Linked DNA regions of Homo sapiens: region 2 is linked to region 1. Evidence: chromatin contacts called from ENCODE Hi-C or POLR2A ChIA-PET data. All regions are on one chromosome and are shown on one strand. Each heading gives the region's core, a stretch centred on a gene start or an enhancer-like site at or near the end of the contact. The rest is flanking DNA. Distances are from core to core; before and after follow the strand shown.

The links. Hi-C counts contacts between places; a loop is a spot of excess contacts on that map. ChIA-PET counts read pairs that join two places held with the same protein, here RNA polymerase II (POLR2A). Pooled maps may share reads with other maps.
Region 2: a pooled map shows a loop between it and region 1 (12-fold over the local background). The contact joins two enhancer-like sites. A Hi-C loop is called at or near these places in 10 of 50 pooled maps. POLR2A ChIA-PET finds 5 or more read pairs at or near these places in 2 of 52 experiments (PC-3 and activated T-cell).

Annotation. Positions count from the first base shown.
Region 1 is chr7:106,414,219-106,421,208 of GRCh38, forward strand. No RefSeq gene overlaps it. Among named protein-coding and RNA genes, the nearest start is that of NAMPT-AS1, 130 kb to the left of the region's middle. Within about 2 kb of position 4,018, at least 7 of the 41 ENCODE cell types and tissues checked have a DNase peak (open chromatin) inside an H3K27ac peak, as active enhancers do.
Region 2 is chr7:106,714,549-106,721,538 of GRCh38, forward strand. No RefSeq gene overlaps it. Among named protein-coding and RNA genes, the nearest start is that of CCDC71L, 57 kb to the left of the region's middle. RefSeq lists enhancers at 3,556-4,755, 6,275-6,534. Within about 2 kb of position 3,768, at least 9 of the 41 ENCODE cell types and tissues checked have a DNase peak (open chromatin) inside an H3K27ac peak, as active enhancers do.

The DNA of each region.
Region 1 (6,990 bases), core at 2,768-5,267:
TAATATAAGAGATAAACTAAAGAATTATTTGTTTTGTAAAGCAAAGAGAAATTTCCAGCCTAACAGAGAGAGCAGGAATTTTGCCAGAGATCAAGAGAATCACTTTCAATTCAAACAGTAAATGGCCAACACAGCCCAAACTCACATGCTTCTAGCAGGGTAGATTTTAAAAGCCTTCATTCACTTAAGTAGGTGATAGGAAAGATTATTTTCTCACCCCATACTTAGTAACAGGGCTTGAAGTTCACCTGGGGGTCTGTCTGGCACAGTGGCTTATCTATCAGCTGTTAACAGTTTGAGGAAAAACTATTGGTTATTTTAGACCAGAAGCTGGCAAAATATGGCCCATGGACTAAATCCAAATTGCACTTGTTTTTGTAAATAAAGTGTTACTAGAATACAGTCATGTCAATTTCTGCATGTATTGTCTACGGTTGTTTTCATGCTGTAATAGCAGAGTTGATAGATTACATTAGTTGCAAAGCTTAAAATATTTATTTGGCCTTTTACAAAGTTTGCCAGCCCTGCTCTAGACCTTAAGGCTGTTCAGGTTTTGTGTCTCTTCTTGAATCTGTTTTGGAAATTTCTTTCCCAGGCTTTATTGTATTAAACTTGTTGACTTTTTTGGCATACAATTTTTATATTACCTCCCATCCTCCTTTTAATATCTATAGAAATTATAAAGATGTTCCCTCTTTTATTCCTAATGTTGGTAATTTATATCTTCCCTCATTTTTTTTCTCATTAAGTCTAGGAAGATGTTTATAAATTGTGTCTATCTTTAAAAAAAACCCAGCTTTTAGTTTGTTTTTTCTTCTATAGTTTTTTTTTTCTGTTGTATTGATTTTCATTCTTATCTTTATCATTCACTGTACTTTGGGTTTAATTTGCTCTCCTTTTTAGCTTCTCAAGATGGAAGCTTATTCATTTTGATAACTTCTTCCCTAATATATGTAGTTAGAGCTATAAATTTCCCCCAAATCACTGCTTTAGCTACAGACCATAGATTTTTATATACGTTTTTATTATTCAAGAATTTTTCTAATTTTCATTGTGAGTTTTGTCTGATTCATGAGTTATTTATGAGAGTGTTGTTTCATTTCCAAATATGTGGGGTTTTTGTAGATATCTTACTGTTACTGGTTTTGTCAACATAAAAAATATAGAGAAATGAATCTCTAAAAAGAGTTTTTTGGAAATATACAAAAAGTAGGATTGCAGTCCAGGACATACATACAGATCAGATGTTATGTCTAGAGAACAGAGGAAAGGTCAGAGTTTACCAGAGAAAGAGGAGGTTATGCAAGCTGTTTTGAAAGAAAGCTTATTGGCACTGGCAGCATGTTATAAGGGCTGGTGGGTTCTGATTGGCAAGTGTCAGTAGCTATTAGATAGGACTTATACACTTGGATTTGTGGTTGGGTTCTTGCAGTTTTGGACTGGGCTTGTGAGATGGTGTGTCCAGTAAGTATTCTTAGATAAGGAGCTAGCTGTCCTTATGTGACTCATTCAGGAAATTGTAATTTGGAAAAAACTGCAGCTTCCAACTCCTGCTTTTGGATTTTTGTATCTCTTTCTTTAGATGTGTTAATTTTAGCTTCATGTATTTTATTTGTGATACTGGTAATTAGTGTCTTTGGTTATCTCACTTAGATATTTATCAATTTTATTGCTCTTTCTATACAGTCAATCTGATTTTTTCTATAATTAGTTTTTAGTTTCATTGATTTCTGCTCTAATTTTTATTATTTCTTTTCTTCTGCCTTAGACTTTTTTTATGTTAAGGTAGATATATAGATTATTGGTTTTAGATCTCTTTTATAATAGCATTTAATGCTATGAATTTCCCTCTAAGCACTGCTTTTACTGCATTTTACTAACCTTGGTAGGTTGTATTTTAATTTTGTTCAAAATATTTTTCTAATTTTGTCTTTATTTGTAAAGCATAGCTTCTTTGAATATAAAATTCTGGGTTGACACTTTTTTCCCCCCAGCACTTTAAATATGTTTTCCAGTGACTTCTGGCTTCTACTACTTCTGATATGTCAGGTTTTAATTATATTGTTTCTCTGTATATATAAGGGTTGGATGGGATTTTTTCCCCCCAAGATTATCTCTATCTTTGGCTTTCCGAAACTTGACTTAGGTGTGGGCTTTATATTTATCCTGGTTGGGTTTTGCTAACATTCTTGGATCTGAAAGTTGATGTTTTCCACCAAATTTGGGGAGTTTTCTCTATTTCTTTAAATATTTTTTTCTTCCTTTTCTTGATCTAAGATCCCAATTTCATCTATGTTGGACTATGTGATATTATTCTGTAAGTCTCCAAGTCTCTATTATTCTTCTTCATTCTTTTTACTATGTCATTTAGATTGGATAATTTTTATTGCTCTATCTCAAAGATCACCAATTCTTTTTCCAGTTACTGTGCTAATGAGCTTATCTAGTAAATTTTTCATTACAGTTATTACATTTTTCAACTTTAGATTTCCCCTTTTATGTAGTTTCCATTTCTATGTTGAGATTCCCTATCTGTTCACTCATTAAGATTATGCTTTTAATTCTCTGCACATATTTATGATAGCTACTTTGAAATTTTGTCTAGTAAATCCAATATCTGAGTCCACTCTGAGTTTCTATGTATTACTTTTTTCCTGAGTATGGGTCAAACCCTCCTGTTATTGGCAGGCCTAAAGAGTTTTGGATGAAAACTGAAAAATTTGATGATACTTTGTAGCAACTCTATACTGTTATGTTCTTCTGAGGACCAATTTTTTTATTGTTGTATTTGCTGCCTGGAGTTGCTTGGACTCAAACTATCTCACCTTATACTGTACAACAGCTGGTATCTCTGTTCAGTTCTTTCAGCTTTAAGCCATTTATTTTTAGCCTGCTTCCCAGGGTCACCCCTCAACTTGTGTAGTTTAGCAGTCAGCCAAGGATTTGGGCAAGGTTTGAATCAGATTTTGCAGTTTCCTTACTGTTCTGTTAGTCCAGCGCTCTATCCTCTAACATTAGAAGTGCGTTGGGGAAGGCACTCAATCAAAAAAGCAGCAAACTCACAGACCTACCCAGTGCAACTCTGTTTTTCAAACGTGATCCCCTCACTGGGTCTTGCTTTGTGCAAAATAACTTAAAGACTTTGGGACAGTTGCAAAGGGTGGGGGATGGGATGTTGCTATCAGATTTGTCAAGCTCTTCCTGATGAGTCGAATTTGGATGAATCACAGCCTGGCCAACACAAAGCACCTGCCCGTCCCTTCAGCGTCTTGATCAAACAGCATTTAATAAACACCACATGCCCTTGGGCTTCTGCTGAGGACAGTTGAGATGAGGTTAAGCTCACATTGGCCCTGATAACCTACAGCTTGAAGTCTCTGGAGTGTCTATCTCTGGGGCTGTGTCTGTATAACAGGCTCATGAATAGAGAAGGAAAAAGGACCTAGGATATCTTGGATCCTAATCTCTTTGTGACACTCATTGTTTGGCTTATCCCCCGGTTGTGACTTATTGGAATACTCCTCCGGGTATATGTATGTGTTTTTTGTTTGTTTTCTTGGAGGCTGTATCTGAATCTCAGCTGTGACTGACATCTCACAATGATGTGTACTCAAAAAGGCCCCATTTAAATTATTCAGGTTGCTGCAAACCAAGTGGTTATTTGGAAACTTAGAAAAACCAGGGAGAAGCAGAAATTTATATTTCTAAAAATGAAGTAACAAATTCGTTGATTTATTTCACACTTTTGGTTGAACATTCATATTAAGCTGTTTTTTGTAAACATATTACTAAGAAACTATTCTGATATGGCTTATTTTCCAGTGAACTTATGTGCACACATTAATTCATTAATATATCATGTCTTACATTTGTTTTATAAATATATAGACATGCTTCAGTCCCTGAGAAATTCTAAGATAATTAAGTGACCCCAAAAAGCAGTGTAACTAGTTAGTTCACACCACAAACAATGAATAAACTGTTTGCTGAATTTCCTGTGTTCCAAGTGGTAACACTTGCATCATAGTTACAAAACTTCAGTTTCCTGGTTTATTCACTTATGCCATTCATTTAACAAAACTGCTAGGTCAGACACTGACAGGCTCTGCAACATTGCTTCACACAAACAGAACAGTCTGTGCTCTCAGGAACATAAGATCAATGATAAGTAAATTAAAAATAAATATTTCGAATAATGATAAATGGTTCAGGGAAAATGAAGGTGATGAGGTGGAGAGTTCCTGGTGAACTTTTCAGGAATTGAGCCATGTGAAGATCTGTGGGAGAAGAATTCCAGACGAGTGAAAAGGGAAAGTAATGTTTTTGAGGCAGGAGTGCATGTGGTTGAACCAAGCCTCCAATGGAAGTCTACTGGCCTAATTTGTTTATTCATATTCATTTAATCAAATAGAACAAAGAGAACTAAGCACCTGTCCTAGAGCCTGACTCTTCTGTTTAGAAATCTAGGGAATCACTCTCTTCTAACCCCACAGCCTTCAGCCACAAAATGCCTGTGGTCACACGCACTTCTCCAACTGGGTTCTTCCAGCTCCTCAAGGAGAAATCTCTACATAATTAGGGCTTCCTTTGTTCAGTTACTCTTGTGTGACAGATGCACCGAGAGTAATAACTTAAGCATACCCTGAGAATGACCCTATGGTCTAAAAAGAATGTGTGTTTGGATTTCCAAGTGAAGAAATCCAGAAATGGCCAGTCCAAAGATTCATTCTATGAGAAACATCTAAACCTACAGGCCAGCCCATGGAATGCAGACCATACAGGGGATCAAGACCCTTTGTTTTGGGTTAAATGAAGGTTGCCAGGTGGAGGTTACCAGGGGGAGGGTGCTAACTAAAAATACTATATAAACTGCATGCTTTTTACAAGAAGTTAGTGGTTCTTCTGTCCAGACCACTGCCACCAGGACAGTGTCCTGTATGTAAGTCCCCTCAATAAGCTCTGTGTCTCATTTGCAGGCTCTGGGTCTCTTCTTCAGCCTCTCAAACATCCTATTGGGGATGCCATCCCTATTGGGGTCAATAGGGGTCTGGCATGACAACTCTGCAACCCTCTTACCTTCCAAGAAGGGCTCTGTGTATATGCACTTCAACACCTGGCACCAGTTGGTTTTTGGGTTTTCCACTTGCTATACCCTCAACTAAGCTCTGCATTTAAATTTCTCACTCTTTCCTCAGAAATCTATGATTGCTGCCAGTTAATTTTCACATAGATTATGTTAAATGCTGGGAATAGAAGGGATTAAAGCACAGACCTGACTCAGGGGGCAGGGGTTGGTATTGTCCTTCGTGAGGCATACGGCTTCTGTGATCGAGGCCCCCAGTGCTCTCCTATAAGGATGCCGGACACAAAAGAGGCCGGGAAGCCATTGAGGCTCTCAGAGCTTCCAGTCTAATTCCAAGGGTTTCAGGTTGTGCAATAGTCTTCAATTGCTCACTGCCTGGATGATATTTCTGAAAAGTCTGCAAAAGCACAAAGCCTTTTCCGATATTTCTTAGGGAGTTTCCCCAAGAATCAAAGACCAAAATTTGTTCTTTGGTCAAATGCAGGCCATGGGGCTTCTTCCTTTGTCTTGGCAGTGTGACTTTTCACCACGTCTCCTCGAAAAGTTGAAAAGGAGATGCACTTATTTGTCAAGACCCCGTTAAATGGAAACAGATGCTTGCCTTTTAAACATCTCTAGAATCCACCCACTTCATTCCATCACCACCACCTGAGTCACCATGTCCTCTCACCTGGACCACAGCATTAGCCTCAAAACTCATTTCCCTGTATGTAATTCATTCTCCACTTAACAGCTAGAGTGTCCTCTTTAAAAGGCAAGTCTGACTTTGCCCTGCCTATGCTTAAAATCCCTTAACAGCTCTTATTTGCTCTATGAAAAAGACAAAACTGATCAAATCCTGCATGCTGTGGCCCTCCCCACCTCTCCATTCTCTGTTCTGTTACCTCAGAAAACTTCTAGTGCTTTTTCTAATACTCTGAGGATCTTAGAAATTCTTGGAAATGTTTAATTACAGCAGTTTTGAAGTTCTAAGGAGCCAAAGGAGACCACAGGTCAGCTGGCATTTTCCCAGTACTGTCCCCACTGGAGGAGGTTAGCACTTTATTTGTGCCTGTGGGTGGGTGTGAGTGTGGGCATGGATAGGTGTTGAGGGGGTGGCCTCTCACACAGGCGTGGGCTGTGATGTGCTCTGTCCCCTCTGGACATCTGAATTCTGGCTGCAGTTGTCAATGGGATTCATCTAGTGGTTTAATTGACTTACAGTTCTGTATGGCTGGAGAGGCCTCAGGAAACTTACAATCACGGTGGAAGGGGAAGCACTCACCTTCCTCACAAGGTGGCAGGACAGAGAATGAAAGCTCAGGAAAAACTGCCACTTTTAAAGGCATCAGATCTCATGAGAACTCCCTCAATATCACGAGAACAGCATGAGGGAAACTGCCCCCGTGATCCAATCACCTCCCACCTGGCTCCTCCCTCAACACCTGGGGATTACAATTTGGATTACAATTCAAGATGAGATTTGGGTAGGGACACAGCCAAACCATATCACTCAACATCCCCTGGCCACAACTCCTTCACCTATACGATGGGGATAATAATGCCTGTCAGCAAAGGAGATAATGTGTGCCCAAGCTCAGCATGTCTGTGAGACAGAAGCAGCACGGGAAAAGAGGAACACTGAGGATGTGGCTAATTGGGGTAATGGGGCTTCTTCAGGCTCTTTCTTCAGCTCCATGTGGTTTCTCATCTCAGCACACACTTGGAGCGGAGCAGCCATTCCTCCCGGGGCTGAGGACCCAGCTCACATGGAACATCTCTGGCCCACATGTTCTGAACCCCTGGGTTTTTATTATAAATCCCTGGTTCTGTTTGTCTCCCTTGGGAAGCCACGGGGAAGCCCCTGCCCTGGACCAGGCCTCAGCATTTCTCAGACATAAGCGGTGGCCCAGGCTGCTAAGCACTCT
Region 2 (6,990 bases), core at 2,518-5,017, 300 kb after region 1:
CCAAAATACACAAATTGGATCTAATTAAACTAAAGAGCTCCTGCACAGCAAAAGAAACTACCATAAGAGTGAACAGGCAACCTGCAGAATGGGAGAAAATTTTTACAATCTACCCATCTGACAAAGGGCTAATATCCAGAATCTACAAAGAACTTAAACAAATTTACAAGAAAAAAGCAAACAACCCCATCAAAAAGTGGGCAAAGGATATGAACAGACACTTTTCAAAAGAAGACATTTATGCAGCCAACAGACATATGAAAAAATGCTCATCATCACTAGTCATCAGAGAAATGCAAATCAAAACCACAATGAGATTCCATCTCACACTAGTTAGAATGGCGGTCATAAAAAATCAGTAAACAACTGGTGCTGGAGAGGATGTGGAGAAATAGGAATGCTTTTACACTGTCAGTGGGAGTGTAAACTAGTTCAATCATTGTGGAAGACAGTGTGGCGATTCCTCAAGGATCTAGAACTAGAAGTACCATTTGACCCAGTGATCCCATTACTTGGTATATGTCCAAAGGATTATAAATCATGCTACTATAAAGACACATGAACATGTATGTTTATTGAGGCACTACTCACAATAGCAAAGACTTGGAACCAACCCAAATGTCCATCAATGACACACTGGATTAAGAAAATGTGGCATGTATACACCATGGAATACTATGCAACCATAAAAAAGGATGAGTTCATGTCCTTTGTAGGGACATGGACGAAGCTGGAAACCATCATTCTGAGGAAATTATCACAAGGACAGAAAACCAAACACCACATGTTCTCACTCATCGGTGGGAATTGAACAATGCGAACACTTGGACACAGCATGGGGAACATCACACACCGGGGCTTGTCATAGGGTGGGGGTATAGGGGAGGGATAGCATTAGAAGAAAGACTTAATGTAAATGATGAGTTAATGGGTACAGCAAACCAATATGGCACATGTATACATATGTAACAAACCTCCTGCACGTTGTGTACATGTACTCTAGAACTTAATGTATAATTAAAAAAACAAAAAAACCAGCTCTTGCTTCTGAAAGATGCCACAGTCTATTGAGAAAAACAAATAAGAAAATAAGCAAGTGTGATAATGCCATAGTAAAATGCTAGGAGAACATGGATTTGGAGCCCACTGCTTCTAACAGGATCTGATGATTCTGAAATGATTTTAAATGTGTTTAGCTTTCATAGGTAACAGCTTTCCAAAGTATTTGAGCCAATATATTTTCTTACCTGCAATGTATGAGAGTTCTAACTATTCCACATCCTGGCCAACACTTGCTATTGTATGTCTTTGTAATTTTAGCCGTTCTGATAGATATGTCATGGTATCTCATTGTGGTTTTAATTTGCATTTCCCTGATGAGTAGATGTTGGTGAAGGCAATAGGTGGGAAAGGGTAGATGGAGGAAGAGGCATTATAGACAGAGAGACCAACATGTACAAGTAGACACAGAAACTAGAGAAAATATGTATCGTAGGTGCACAGGATAGCAAGAGACAAGGCAAGAGAGAACACAAGGAGGAGTATCAAAAGCCTTGCCCAACACACTGAGAAGGTTGAGCATCTCATAAAATCACTGGAAAGCTAGCCATAAAAATATTTTATAAGTAAGACATAAATGTAACCAGATCTATAGTTAAATGATCCCTCTAACAACAGTGTGGAAGACAAATTGGAGGAAGGAATACTGGAGGAAACGGCAAGGGAAGGAGGTAAGTAGGGCTTGAATAGAGGCAATGCCACCAAGGACATGCCAAGAGAGTGGTTTTTAAGGACATTTAGACAATAAAATCTACAGGTTTGGCTCAACACAGGAAATGAGGAGGATGAGGAGCACAAGATGGCACCCAGCATTCGGGCCTGGCAGACATGCTATACTTGAAATAGGGGTAGAATATCTAGAAACCAAGCAGTGTGTCCTGGAGGTCTGGTATTTGTTTACCTTACAAAACAGTTAAAAGGATTTTGTTTTCAAAGCTTAATTCATAGGACCACCAGAATTATATTTCCAAAGGGGCCCTGGGAGTTGAGAGAGGAGATAAACATAGTGTCTTGGTCTTTGAGAGCAGAAAAAAGGGTTCCTGGGGCAAATTCTGCACTGATGAAGAGGGCTGCCTTCACTATCTCTCCCAGAGAAGTGCTCCAAAGCTGGCAGAAGACCCTCAGTCAAAGGCAACACTGTACAGCAGAAGCAAAAGTACAAGATACCAACTTCTGTAGACTACATACAGGTCGTCAGCATGTGTGGGGTGGGTAAAGCCATGAAAACGAGTGAGCTTATGCTAGGATTGCTTAGACTGTGAGGAGAAAAGGGCCAAGATGATGGGAAGCATCAGTGTTTAACAGGTGGAAAGCCTGAAAAAGAATGTCCAGAAAGGCAAGAAGAGAGCCAGCAAAGAGCAATGTAATGGAAACCAAGGAGGAGAATTTTATGAAGGAAGTGATCAATATAGTCAAGTGCTGGAAAGAGAAGTTAAATAACATGAGGATTTTAAATAGTTAGAAAATCTTTAATGACTTTGCAGAAGCCACTTCACTAGGTTAATGGGATGTAAGCCTCATTATGGAGAGCTTTAGAGTAAATGAGCAATGATAAAGTGCAGAGAATGGTTTATATTATTTTGGGGGGTTAATAATGAAGTTGGAAAAATATAGGGTGATCTCTAAGAAGAATTACAAATTTAGGGGAAAGAACTTTCCTTTAATGTGGTAGAACCTGTAGCATGGTAAAAGGCTATGGAGAAGAAGCCAATGATAATAGGTTGAAAAAAATGGAAGAGAAAAGAAGCTAAGAAGTAACTGAAGCATTAGAAGGGAAATCTCCAGAGAAATCTAAGGATTGTCAACTATGCCAACTGTTTAAACAACTTCAAGAAACATAAGGACAGAGAACAGTCTACTGTATTTGGCAATTAGGGCATCAGTAAGAGTTGTTTTGAGAAGTTCACTTGAGTGTTGGGGACAGAAGCAGAGTACAAGGAGCTGAGAATCTAAGGGGATATGGGAAACTGAAGACAGAAAATTGAACACTACATTTTCAAAGCACTTGGCTGTGATTGGAAGAAGAAAAGTAAATTATTTAATCCTACCTATCATTTCTGCTAGGCCCATGGTCTCCTCTGAGTGGCCAGTATCCAGTGATCTTGCCCTGCTTATTGGACAGGAGTGGACACTAAGCCAAGGGAAGTTTACCTTATGGGCATAGCTGTCAATCAAAGGGGAGCACCCAAAGTAATGCACAATTTGCTTTTTCTTAGTGGATCCTCTTTCTGGGAGAAATTAAAAGTGTACTCACAGTTCAACGACAAATACACAGTGACACTACTGGAAGAGACTCATTTGTTTTTGGAGTTATGAAGCACTCTCCTTTTTCTTGGATTAATTTATCTCCATGGTAATTAACCAACAAAATTATGTTCAGAGATATAGTTTCTGTTAGATTGCCTTTCAGAGATTAGATCTTTCCTTTTCTACACTTCCCTTTATTTTGAGCCATGAATAGCAAAGCAAAGGACCATTAAGTATCCTATTAGCCAAATGCTTTAGTTTACACCATGATGATCTCAGAATACCTAAGTAATCAGTCAATACATTTTTTTAAAAGCCAAATAAGTTAATAATCTTAATGAAGTCTGACTTCATTAAGTCATTTTTGTAGTTCATTTTTGTAGTTTTTAGTGTAATTTAGAGACATAGCTCAAATCAACTTCCTCATTCTATAAGTAGAGGTACACATAATTATGCCCTTAAAGCTAATCAGGATTTTCAAAAGTCAAGCATACCATGGGCTGTGGCTTTTATTAGTCACAGCCTCCGGAAATGTTGATTCAGCTGAGTAGGAGGCAATGGGAGCATTCATTGTGACTTAGTTAATAGTCATGTGTGGGGGAAGGGTGCAGAACTGGGTAGAAGATGAAAGAAGATAAGCACATGTTTAAAAGAATTGCATTAAACAACTTTTTACTATGGTTAGAAAAGTAGCATTTGTTTTTTTCATGCTGTAATATGTTCAGCTTCATAATGAGTTGTGACATTTACAGCATTCTTTTAAAGATATCTGGGCAGAGCAAAGCCAGGGAGGAAATTACTGAGCATGACTACTGGCAACTGGTGATAAATACTTTCGCATTATTTAAAAATATTTAATGGCCACTGTCTTTATTGTGCAAGGTATACTACCATTTCATTATCATTTTTCAGATACGTGACTCAAGTTACCAAGTTGCCATGACTGCCTACTGGAGATGAAGGAAACAAAATCATCATTACTGAAAAATTCTTGAAGAAAAAAATGTTCATCAATTTGGAGATACCTGTCTTCCAGAATACTTGAGATTATTCTTTAAAAACAATTTTTACCACATATAAACAGAAGCCAAGGCTAACTCAAGATAAAAATTTAGGTCTTAAGGATCTTTCATGCCTGTAATCCCAGCACTTTGGGAGGCCAAGATGGGCATATTACTTGAGCTCAGGAGTTCAAGACCAGCCTGAGCAGCATGGCAAAATCCTGTCTCTACAACAAATATAAATATTAGCCAGGCATGGTGGCGAGTGCCTGTAATCCCAGCTACTCAGGAGGCTGAGGCAGGAGAATCACTTGAATCTGGGAGGCTGCGGTTGCAGCGAGCCGAGATTGCACCTCTGCACTACAGCCTGGGTGACAGAGTGAGACTGCATCTCAAAAAAGAAAAAAGATATACTTTGGGTGTGGATAGATGTAATATTTCTGAGAGAAAAGATCTTTTTTGCTCACTTTAAAAATTGTTCCTCCACCGCATCTCACCACTCCACAGCCTAAAATCACCTGATATTGATCCCTGTTCTATCCAGAGTATTAGTGATGTGTAGTATCTATTCAAAAAGTGCTCCAATACTGTCTTTGAGGTTTCCTCCCAGGCTACCGGCACCCATTCTGTAGCTTTTGCTGCTCTCAAATCTTGAGTTTACCAGAAATTGTCAATAAAAGTTTATTATACAAGAATCAGGACCATATTCCTTCCTCAAATGGCCCTTTAATGATTGTTGAATAAAATATCAAGGAGTTGCTGTGGTCTACTCATATCGTCCTAAAAACCAAGTTTGTACAAGTAGATAACAATCACTATGTTAGAACAACTTCTTGGCTGAAAGCAAGTACAAGACACCATTGATTATAAGACGCATCCCAATTTTAGACATGTTAACATGTGAAAACAAAAAACAGGCTTATCTTCAAGACATATTTTTAAACCTAGAAGAAGAGAAGGAAAAGGATGAGGAAAAGGAGAAGAACAAGAGAAAACTGTTCAAATAATCTAGATAAGAACTAAGGTACTAGTAGCAGAGAGAGAGAGAGAGAAGGGTTTGGACACAAGGCATATTTAGTAACTAGAATCACCAGGTCTTGGAACTGACGGGAAGTTGAGAAAGATGGCAACAAAGTATAGGAAAGCTATACAATTTCTAGGTCATATATCTGGATGGGAAGCAAATAAAAGATTAAGGGAAAATACTAGTTTAGTTTTGGATACACTATTTGACAACCAGATACAGATGTCCAGTAGGCAGTTGGATATATAAATCTGGAGCTTAGTAGAGTTGCCTAGTCTGCAGATATACAATTAGAAGACATTTATATGTGGTACTGGGTAATATTGCCCATCAATGGCCTATTGAATTTTTTTTAAGAAAAACATAAAAACCTCCAAACTAACCAGTACTGTATTGTCAGTATTCAGTTACAAGGAACAGAATCCACTGTAGCTGGTTTAAGAGGAAAGGGGTTTGTTACAGAATATTAAATGGCTTACTTTAAAAAGCTAATAAAAAAAGACTCCATTCTAAGGTTCTAGAAACAATTCCCAAAGCCACACTACAGAACTGGGTAGCTGAAGGAGCTGCTGCCTTAAAAATGATCAGGGATCTGTAAAATTAGCAAACTGCCATGTGAGAAATTACTAACACTACTTGCTTCCAAACCACATCACGTTCACTAAAATCTCCACCAGCAAAAATATGACCCTGTGCCTTGACTCTCTCCTCCTAGATTAACTGCAAATCTAAGTCTCATACAATGTATCTGTCTGATTGTCAGAAGGTAAATTATACCCAGAACTCTAGGACATTTGAAGAATGGCTTGCTTTGTTTTGCTTTGGCTTTGTGTGTTGAGCTTTCTGCCTTCCACATATTATAAGGAAGCTGAACTGAAACGTGTGGTGAGTGAGCCAGACCCTATCACCTACCATGAAGACCAAAAGCAGAACAATGGGGAACATGAACACTGAAAGTGTGAGAAGTTTGGCCATACCAAAGAAGGTATGGCCAGAGAGGTGAGCACCACAGTGAGTGTACAGCATGGAAGCCAGTGGAAAGGAAGCAGAAGAACAAAGCAGCACCAGAAGAAGCAAGGAGTGAAGAAAGGTCAATGTCAGAAGCTGCTAAGAAGTGAGCGTTTAAACAGCTGGATAATTTCTAAAGCAGGGGCCCATCCATGGCCTGTTAGGAAATGAGCCGCATAGCAGGAGGTGAGTGGCTGGCGATCGAGCAAAGTTTGATCTGTATTTACAGCAGCTCCCCATTGCTTGTATTACTGCCTAAGCTCACTTCCTTCAGATTTTAGGGGGCATTAGATGCTCATAGGAGCAAGGGCCCTAGTGTGAACTGTGCATTTGAGGGATCTGGGTTGTGTTCACCTTATGAGACTCTAACAAATGCCTGATGATCTGAGGTGGAACAGTTTCGTCCTAAAACTATTCCCCCCCAACCTCCCACCCCTTCCCATGGAAGAATTGTCTTCTGGGAAACCAGTCCCTGATGTCAAAAATGTTGGAGACTAAAGAGTATCTGATAGAGTTAGCAAAAACAAGGTCCTTTGGTGGCCTTGGCAAGAGCAATTTCAGTGAAGTGGTTATGAAGGATGCTTGCTTGAAATGGGTTAAAAAGTGACTGGGAAGGATAAACTGATTTCAAGTTTATCTTCCTCTTAAGTG